Regions from separate parts of the Homo sapiens genome. Here region 2 is linked to region 1. The links are chromatin loops, found by intact Hi-C in ENCODE. Cell type or tissue: Caco-2. All regions are shown on one strand. Links, peaks and the distances in the headings refer to the core of each region. The heading gives the core; the rest is flanking DNA.

Region 1 (4,983 bases), core at 1,564-4,063:
CATTCAATACCTACATCATAAAAGTAGAAAGATCACAAATTTACGACTTAATGTTGAACCTCAAGAATCTAGAAAACAAGAACAAACCAAATCCAAAGTTAGCACAATAAAAGAAATGACAAAGATCAGATCAGAACTAAATGAAATAGAGATTTATAAAACAGTACAAAAGATCAATGAAACAAAAAGTTGAGGTCATTCGAAAAGATAAACAAAACTGATAAACCACTAGCCAGACTAACCAAGAAAAGAAAAGAGAAGATCCAATAAATACAATCAGAGATGAAAAAGGTAATATTACAACTCATACGACAGAAATACAAAAGATCATCAGAGACTATTATGAACAACTATGTGTTCACAAACTAGAAAACCTAGCAGAAATGGATACATTCCTGGAAACATACAACCTCCTGAGATTGAAGCAGAAAGAAATAAAACTCCTGCACAGACCAATACTGAGTAGCAAGATTGAATTAGTAATAAAAAAATCTCCCAACAAAATAAAAGCCCAGGACCAGATGGATTCACAGCTGAATTCTACAAAACAAACAGATAAGAGATAATACCAATCCTTTTGAAACTATTCAAAGAAATTGAAGAAGAGAGAATTCTCCCTATCTCATTCCACAAGACTAGTATCACCCTACACCAAACCCAGACAAGGACACCACATCCAAAAAACCACAGAACTACAGATCAATATCCCTGATGAACATAGACCCAAAATCCTCATCCAAATACTAGCAAATTAAATCCAACAGCATATCAAAAATATAATACACCGTGATCATGTGGGAATTATCCCAGGGATGTAAGGATTGTTCAACATATGAAAATTAATAAATGTGATCCATCACATAAACAGAATTAAGGACAAATACCGTATGATCATTTTGATATATGCAGAAACCACCATTCAATAAAATTTAGCATCCTTCACCATAAAAATCCTCAACAAGCTAGGTATAGAAGAAACATACTTCAATATAATAAAGGCAATATACAATAAATCCACAGCCAATATTATGCTTAATGGGGAAAAGTTGAAAGCATTTGAGAACTAGAACAAGATAAAGATGCTTATTTTTCACCATTCTTATTCAACATAGTACTAGAATCCTCACCAGAACAATCAGGCAAGAGAAGGAAATAAAAGGCATCCAAATTGGAAAAGAGGAAATCAAATTATCCATGTTCACTGATATGATCTTGTACAATTTAATTAATTTGGTTTTAATTGTAGATGAAATCTGAAGAATTGTAAAAACTGTTCAACAAACTTTTATTTAATGATTTAATAGATATTCTTGATCTGAATAAAAGAAGATAGTGATTATAAATTTTTATAAATGTTATATAGAAAATAACAGCAATGAGATACATTTAGAGGATAAGTTACATTCTTAAATGTTTTCATTCTTATCAGGACAGAATGAAATGCAATGAATTAGGTAATCATCACAAGTGCTTCCCCAAACCTGCAGAGTAAATGTAAGGAAAGCGGGATGAAGGAAATGGTAAAGATAATGGCAGAATTTTGAATTGTTAGATGGTTTAAGGGTGAAGCGCATAGGCTCTGAGGCGGGCTGCTTGCCTTGAAGCTCATCTGTATTGTCTGCTCTTGGGAAAATTACTTTTGCTACCTAATGGCTGCGTACCTCAGTTTCCTCATCTATAATATGGGGATGAAAATAGTACCTAGCACATAGAAATCTCTTGAGAATTATATGTTATTCTTTTTATTAGGTTAAGAGTTCTTTGAAAAAAATTATAAGAAGAGGATAAAAACACAAATATGTTTGTTGACAAACGAGAAAAAGTATAATAACATATGGAAAAGTTTCTTTTAATTAAAGGCATAATTTTTAAACAAAATTAATGTAACTTTATCAAGAAAACGATCCTACATAGAGCAATGAAAGTTGAAAAACAGTTGAAAATTTTGTCAAAATATTATCTGTAATAAAGTTTTCCATCTAACTGCTCCTCCCCATACTTCCCTGCTCTCGTATCTGCAAAATATTGCCTTGTTTGTACATTTCCTTCACATTTGCTGCCTCACTGCCCTCACAGACATTTTGGCAGTCAGGCAAGTAAGTATATTTCTCATTTTACTAAGAAGAAAGCAGAGGATCGAAAAATTAAATAATTTGTCAACTATCACACAGCTGAGAAATCTCTGAGCCTGGACTGTTTGAGATCTTAACATATTGCTTTCAGTAGAACAATACCAATTTAGACTTGAATTGTCATAAAAGGTTAAGTTTATGTTTTAAATGCTGTGTGTAAGGAAGGCAGCAAAATGCACATACCACCTTGGAAAAATCTTAGGTAAAAGTTTATAAGCATTTAACACGTGCAGTGTTAACTGAACTAATCTGGGACAATTCAGTTACTGGAAGCTATTCAAGTTTAACTTCATCCAATAATATTTTCAGGGAGAGGGGCTGAATGGTTAACTTAGATTTCTGACAGTTACAAATTATACTTAATTGACTTAAAACTCTGATTCACTAGGCCTATCACTTCATGTTTGTTGGATAAGGTAAATTAAATAATTCTCAGTTATTTTAGACCAGTAGAAAATGTTGTAGCTGTACTCTTAAGTTGTAGTGAGAAATCAACTCAGACCTGGTGTAAAATCTGGGTTAGGAAGATGTTCGTTATGTTTTACTCTTTTGATTTTTATGTAAGACCATTTTTGCCTTTAAAGTCTTATGTGTTTCTCATTCTCTACTTCTCAGTGTTCTGACTTGCCTAAATCAAGCAAAAGTTTCTGCATCTACAAAACCAAGCAAGCCCCAACCATGTTTACATTCTTTTCTGCATATTTCTTTGCCCAGCAGCACCTCAGCACCGAAGAGTGTTCAAGAGTAAACATCATTCTTTATATAGACTCCAAGAAGAGGTAACCCAAGCAAATATCATGTGACTAGAAGTCTTTGAAAGCTAATATTTAGTGACCTCTTGTGTTCTTCACTTTCAAAATATTTGTCTCTGGAAATAATGTGAGAACCAGTTTGTCAAGGGGAAGTCAAAGTGGACAAAACTCAATTCTCAAATATTTCCCTCTATGGGTACCTAAGTAGGGGCTGTGAGTTGAAGAGATCAAAGAGGCTACCTATAGCACCTGTGGTTCTTTTGCAAAGAACAAAGACTGTAATCCGAGATTCAAACTCTATACCTCAGTCACATTTGGTAGAGGAAGAAAACCTTAGGGTTTTAGTTTGGGGAATTTTAGAGGAGATAAAATTATGTGACATCAAGGCAAAAGTACACATTGCCAAATTTAATTAAAATTTTGGTATTTAAGTTCAATATTTTAAAAGTAAAAAGAAACCTTTTGATAATAATAAAAATAGATACTTGCTGTCAGACTTGTTTTTCAGACAGTGAAATGTTGACTGTTGACTGTTTAAACAAAGCACAAACATTACATTTACATCAAAATTTAAATAACTTTTTACAATGGATGATAGAATAAGTTTAATAGAACACATTCTTTAAAGCAAATTAAAGATTCATTAAAGGATTATTCAAATCTGCTTAGATGGTTGACAAATTCAAAATTACAACCAGATACAGACAGATGGTCAATTATTTGAATTGCAAACTGAATTCAAACCCATTTATATTATTATTCCCAACAATAAAGAACAAATGTTACTTACATTTTTGAGAGGAGAGTTAAAATTATCTTCCCAGACTTAATACAAGTTTAAAAATTAAAAATAAATCCAATCTAAATACATAGTTATTATTACCACTAGAAATATAAATCATTAACTAGTACTTTGTAACCCAATAATTCACAATAATTCATTCACTCAACTGATCTTTAATGAGCACCTACTATATGTCAGGTTCAGTGCAAGGGGCATGGGTAGAGTGTTGAACAAAGAAGATAAAGTCCATTTTCTCCTGGAGTTGGGAGTCTAGTTGGGGAGGAACAAATACGCAGAGAGCCACAAGACAGAGAGTTAAATGCTATGATGCGAGAAGGACTGAGTTTACCGAGGGGTACCCAACCCATCCTGTAGAGTCAGAGAAGTGGCAGACTAGTGAACTGTTTGGGTCTATGGGTTGTCAGGAGGTAACCAAGTGAAGGGAAAATGTTTCCATGCCTTATGTACTTTGCAAGGGCTAAAACCAGCCTCACCATTAAGTGAGCTCTGTGAATTAGTAAAAAGGCCTTCTCTTAGTGAGGAGCTTGGTGCTGATGCACTATGGCTCTGCTTTTGACCAAGAGGCTTATTTAGATTTAAGCAAGAAGAGAGGGTGCAAAGAGAGATGTAGTTGGGTCCCCAAATGCCTGGAGTTAGAGGGATCTGTATCCTCAAAGGCTCCTCTCCAGGCATGGAAAGTAGGCTGTATTCCAGATGTTCATGTTCAAAGGGGCTTGGAGAATTCTGTCTGATTTGTAATGAGATGATGGTAACAAAGAAGCACATTTATCTTGGCTTCAGTGAAACTCAACAAAAAGAGTCTATTGAACAGGTGCAGCCAGCAACTGGGAGACGTGAAGCATTGATTGTAGGGAGAAGGTAGAAAGCTCTAGACTGTATAGAAAGGAGATTATCAAGAGCTGTACAAATACCCTTGTAACAATAACCTTACAAGGGTTCAGTGGATTCCTCTGTCTAGCCCAGAAAAAGTCAGCAACCAAGGATCATTTAAGAGCCCTTGGGAATCCTTAGTGGGCCTGGGGAAGGAAGAGAAGATGGGACAAATCAGAGGGAAGCTGCTCAACTTTGTTCTGTTTTAGTTGTGTTTTTGCTTACGCTTCACTGAGCAAAAGCTGATTTGGCTTTAAAAATTTTTGAAAGCCTCAGATGCAGTTGTCCAGACATATCTCTTAGCTTGGTTATGTAGTAGCTGTGAATCGTTGGGGAATGTAACCTCTCTGTGCTTAGTGTTCTCTTGTGAGAATTTAGATAATAATGCCTACCTTAATGGGATTGTTGTGAGCATTATATGCAC
Region 2 (4,983 bases), core at 1,004-3,503, 81 kb after region 1:
GGTGCTTCAGTGATAAAATATTTTCTTAGCCTAGGTTTCAGCAAAAAAGCAAAGCTTGAGGCAAGCACTGAGTGCAAATAGTTTTTTGGTGGTGGTTGGGGGGCGGCGGACTGGGGGGAAGTGAACTCAAAGTGGAGAAGCAGGAAAATGGGAAAAGAGGAAGCCAGTCCAAGAGTGCTACAAAGTTGATTGTGACTACAGGCAACTGAGGCTGGATCCCACTGGGCATACTTCAATGAGTCAAATAGAGTAAGTGCGCTTCAAAATCGCCCTCCAGTTACATAGAAGAGGGAGGATTTATCCCTCAGTTCTTTTCCTTCATTGGTCAGTGGTTACCCCATGTTATGTTGACTTGTAACACTTCCAGGCATGCGTATAGGTTAGTCGCTGAATGGGACTTTGCAGCTAATCTATGCAGTGATGGCAAAGTAATTCTAGTAAAACAAGAAAAGAAAGAAAGAGCGAAATAACAGAAAAAAGGCACACGGTAGAGCTGAGACAAGCTGCTGATAGGATATACCGGTAATAATGGCTTCTGTAAGAAAGTGGGCAAAAAAAATGAAATACAGCCTAAGGGGAATCTAATATACCTTTTAAAAGATCTTTAATCGTTATCAGAAATGACTCCAGGCAAAGGGGTGTGGGTTTTTTCAAATGCGTGAATTATAAATATTTTATTTCAAGAAATGGTTTTTGTATTTTTAGTCTAGATTCTGTTTATGGCCCATCTCTTCTCCTTCTGGCCTGATGGGAAACATTTGTCCCTTTGTAGTTAGCATGCAAAACTTGGAAAGCACCCATGAAATAAAAGCAGGTTAAAATAAATTTCCTATGACATAAAATTAACCATCAGAGCTATGCCTTAGAATTGTTTATTTGGTGGCTGGAAAGAGTCTTGTTGGACACTGAGCAGATTACGGAGTTGCCACCAAAAGGACTTCTAACATAGGTTTCTCTTAAATCATTCTGGTGACAATGTAAGCTATGGTATGCTGGAAGCATTTGAAAAAGTTCATGATGTGTCTCCAGCTCTCTTCTCATAAGCACAGGGAGTCATTGTTTTCTTCTCTGGATGGTCTCAAAATCCTCCATAGCTGTCTCTCCCCCAGCTCTCCTTCTGTGATTTTCACTGCTCCTTATCACGTTGTCTTCTATTTTGCCATTAATATTTTTACAGAAAAAAACACTTTTTTAAACTTTTCTATTCTCTCTGCCAGTGTAGATCCATTTGTATTAATCTATCTCCAACCTGAAATTCCTCCAGAAACTGTTTAGGCTGCCGGTGCTGGTTGGTACCTGCTTCTTACGTATTAGTAAGAGCCTAAACCCTGGAGTTCATCAATCCTCTGTTTGTATCTGGGCTCCACCACTTATAAACTGCATGAATCTGAAATGCATCTTAACGATTTGAGCCTCATGTTTTCTTCTGTGAAATGGAGATATTATTTCTCACAGGATTATTGTGAAACCCAAATGAGGTAATAGCTGAAAAAGAGTAAACGCTTTGTGTCTGCATTGTGTCTGCAACATAATATACACGTGTTAAATGATAATTAACATCATTATTCAGTGCCATCATCAATTTATGTTTTTCATCTGTATCCTTAGATGTTATCTTGAATTTAACAGTAAATGTAAAGACAGAATTCCCAGTAGCAATAACTTGACATCAGTCTTGTCTACTGGCTTTAAACGGATGCTCTTTGAACCACAGGGCTGATAAACCAGGTGTGTAGAGACCTGTAAATAGAAACAAGTCTAATCACATGTTATTTAAAAACAAACCTAGATGGCAGAAGCAATTCTTCAGTGAAGGCTTCAAGCAACACCTCCAAACTTCTGACACATCTGGGAAGCGGTACTGTAGAGCTGACCTACCTTGAATGAGACCTTTAAATGTGAGTAGTTTTTACTGACTTTCTCAGAGTCACAAATAGCAGTAGATTTTGTTGCTGCGCTTGCAATCATGTGAAAAAAAATGCAAGTTTCACATGTGGACAGTGAGGAAATGATTCTTGGTCTTACTTTGTGCTCTTCAATCCCACCCAAAGTGCAGTCAACACCACACAGTAAAAGAACGTTTTACTCAAGTTGGTGGCTCAGACAGGCAAGCTGAAGACCAAAAGAATAAGAAAATAAAGTTGATTTTTTGAAATCTAACTATTAACCACACTGGCATGTGTGAATTAACTTCTGCAGTGAACCAGAAACTTTTCTGCAAATATGAGGACAAAGAGTTTGGGAACTCCTCAAACACTTATTAAGGTATCTTGGTTGTGAAATCAGGAAGGTGGGATAGGACTAGGATTGGAATGGGGTGAGTAGAAACCTAACCAATGGCCTTTGACTATTTGGAGAGACTCTATACACACAGAAAAGGCTGCTCAGCTTGAAACATGAGAAAAGGAATTCAGGGAGCCAGAATTTCACAGGGTTTATCTAAAGGCCACCCAGGAGAAAAGCTCACTGGCTGTAATATGCACAAGACTGTCATCATAAAGATGCTTTCTGCCGAGGAGCAGGGCTAACCTGATCTTCATGGGTACATGATAGCATCATGGAATTCTTAGGAGATGACTTTTTGAAACTGGCCCTCAAGAATTGCTTGCAGGCATAGTTATGTTTAGATCTGAGGTCTGATTACCCCACATTAAGAAATGAAGTCTTGATGCTTTTTGTGATAGTTTGTATAGCAATCTTACCTCAACACTGCCAGTCTACTTTTTTTTTTTTTTTTTCTGAGACAGCGTCTTGCTCCATCACCAAGCTGGAGTGCAGTGGCACAATCTCAGCTCACTGCAACCTCTGCCTCCTGGGTTCAAGCAATTCTCCTGCCTCAGCCTCACAAGTAGCTGGGATTACAGGCATGTGCCACCATGCCCAGCTAATTTTTGTATTTTTAGTAGAGGCAGGGTTTCACCATGTTGGCCCGGGTGGTCTCAAACTCCTGACCTCAGAAGATCCACCTGCCTCAGCCTTCCAAAGTTCTGGGATTACAGGCATGAGCCACCACGCCCGGCCGAAGGTGGGGCCTTCTTGCCCAACCAATTTTGTCTTTCACGTTACTGACCCAGATGATTCGAAGAACGAAGATAGCTATTGGCCTCATCTCTCTCCATCTCTCTGTCCTACCCCACCACCCCTTCTTACCCTCTCTCCCTCTCTTCCCCTGTTCACCACTAGGAGCATAACAAGCCTGCTCCTCCTGAATCAGGGTGACCTCTGTGCACTGTAAAGATGCAACTCCTTCAAGACTGGCTGGGCTACTCAGGCTCTGATCACAGGCTTCCTCCACCAGTGAGCCAGCCTGCCAGTCAGTCATTCATGAAACATTTATTTAGAATTTGCTGTGTTTCAGGTAATGATAAAAAAAATAAAATAAAAGAAGAAGGAGGAATAAACTTGATCTTCCTCTTTAGTAATATGCAATTTATCTTTCGGATTTTTCGAAGGTTGATTCTCTAACTGCAGGTCAACGCTTCTTGACTCCCTGGTTTTCCTTCTTGACTCACTGCTCAGGAGACTGCCCTTTTAGTGATAATTCTGCTCCACTTCTGCTTTCAACCTGCATATTCTTCATGAGGAATCTACTGGATCCTTGATCCTATACCCACCACTTCTCCACTGGGTTTCCCTTTTCTTAGATTCATCCGTTTCCATTAGCAGCCACATTCCTCCAGACACTGCCATCGCTGTGACACTAATTTGGCTTGCCTTCTGGCAACTGAACTATTATGCCTCTTAATACAATCGTCCCATCTACTCCCTGAGGAGTGCCTGGGCAAGTCTGGTGTTCTGGGGACCTGGTTGCAGAGTCATATTAGTGGACAACTTTTCTGTTGCTTTCTGATGCTACTGCAGGTGGTGATGATGGTACCAGCATGCACACTTGTCAACATTATCACATTCAGTCCCACAACAGCAACAACAGAAAGGAGGTGAAGATATCATCCACACGTTAGCAACCAGAAGACTTAGCTCCTCAAAGTAAAGTAGTTTGCCCTATGTCACCAAGTGGAAAGTGGCAGGGATAGCTTTACCTGTTCCTGAAACCCAGGCTGTTTCTCAAGAATATCTCCACTATGCTATATTGCTTCCCTTGCAACTCCATTCCAGAGTCTCCTGACTCCTAAAAATCCAGAAACATGTCTCCAAGCAAAGCTAAATCAGTGCAGTATCAGAGAAAACGGCAAAAGTTAGTCATTGTCTGTGAAAACTCTTTCTAAACTCAAATACCATTTATGAATTCCTCTCTCTCTTCTAACATAGATAATTCACATTTATTTAGCATTTTTGCCTAAGTTAGCTCTTTGCTGATCATACTGGGGAAATGGCACCCTATTATTTGGGCCATCTTATCCAGCTGAACATTCTAATGCATTACTAATTCCAAAACAATTTTCTATGCCTGCAATGTCCACAATGATAGCCACTAACCACATATGGCTCTTGGGCACTTGAAGTGTGGCTAGTCTGAATTGAGATGTGGTGTAAGTGTGAAATACATACTGGAATATAAAATCTTTGTGTAAAAAATAAAAGCAGTATCTCGTGAATAATTTTTTTACTGAGTACATGTAAAAAATACTATCATGTAGAAATGACAGTATTTTGTATCTACTGGGTTAATTATGTTATTAAAATGCAATCACTCTTGTAATGTGGCTAGTAGCAAATTGTAAATTACATACGTGGCTCACCTTATATTTCTGATGGACAGCGCTGGCCGCTATAATCATAGCAATATCAGTTCAGTCTATCAGCTTTGAGGTGAATTGTTCTACTAGAGTGTATAATATTCTATTCTGTGAGACGGGCAAATGCTATCCTTTTTTATTTCTAGAACTTATTTCTAGCATTGGGTCTTCATGAAATTATGTCCTTTGAGAATGGTATGCAGTTCTGTGGTGGGGGATGCCCAGGCAAATCTGTAAAGGTCAGTCTTATGGTTCAGCATTGGGACTTGCTTACAACAGCACATTG

Evidence for each region. Peaks named below come from ENCODE experiments on the same cell type or tissue, not always from the same donor. Only the 100,000 strongest peaks of a DNase experiment are listed, where the experiment ranks them.
Region 2: it touches region 1 in a loop (9-fold over the local background); 2 of 110 quality-filtered maps call a loop at or near these places.

The regions. Positions count from the first base shown.
Region 1 is chr15:94,108,824-94,113,806 of GRCh38, reverse strand. No RefSeq gene overlaps it. Among named protein-coding and RNA genes, the nearest start is that of LINC01581, 3.4 kb to the right of the region's middle. In Caco-2, for the core only: no CTCF peak of the experiment used is centred there; a DNase peak (open chromatin) is centred at 2,836.
Region 2 is chr15:94,027,208-94,032,190 of GRCh38, reverse strand. The region is part of intron 2 of LINC01581 (long intergenic non-protein coding RNA 1581); the gene reads left to right. It also overlaps the pseudogene LOC105371032. Among named protein-coding and RNA genes, the nearest start is that of LINC01581, 78 kb to the left of the region's middle. In Caco-2, for the core only: no CTCF peak of the experiment used is centred there; a DNase peak (open chromatin) is centred at 2,460.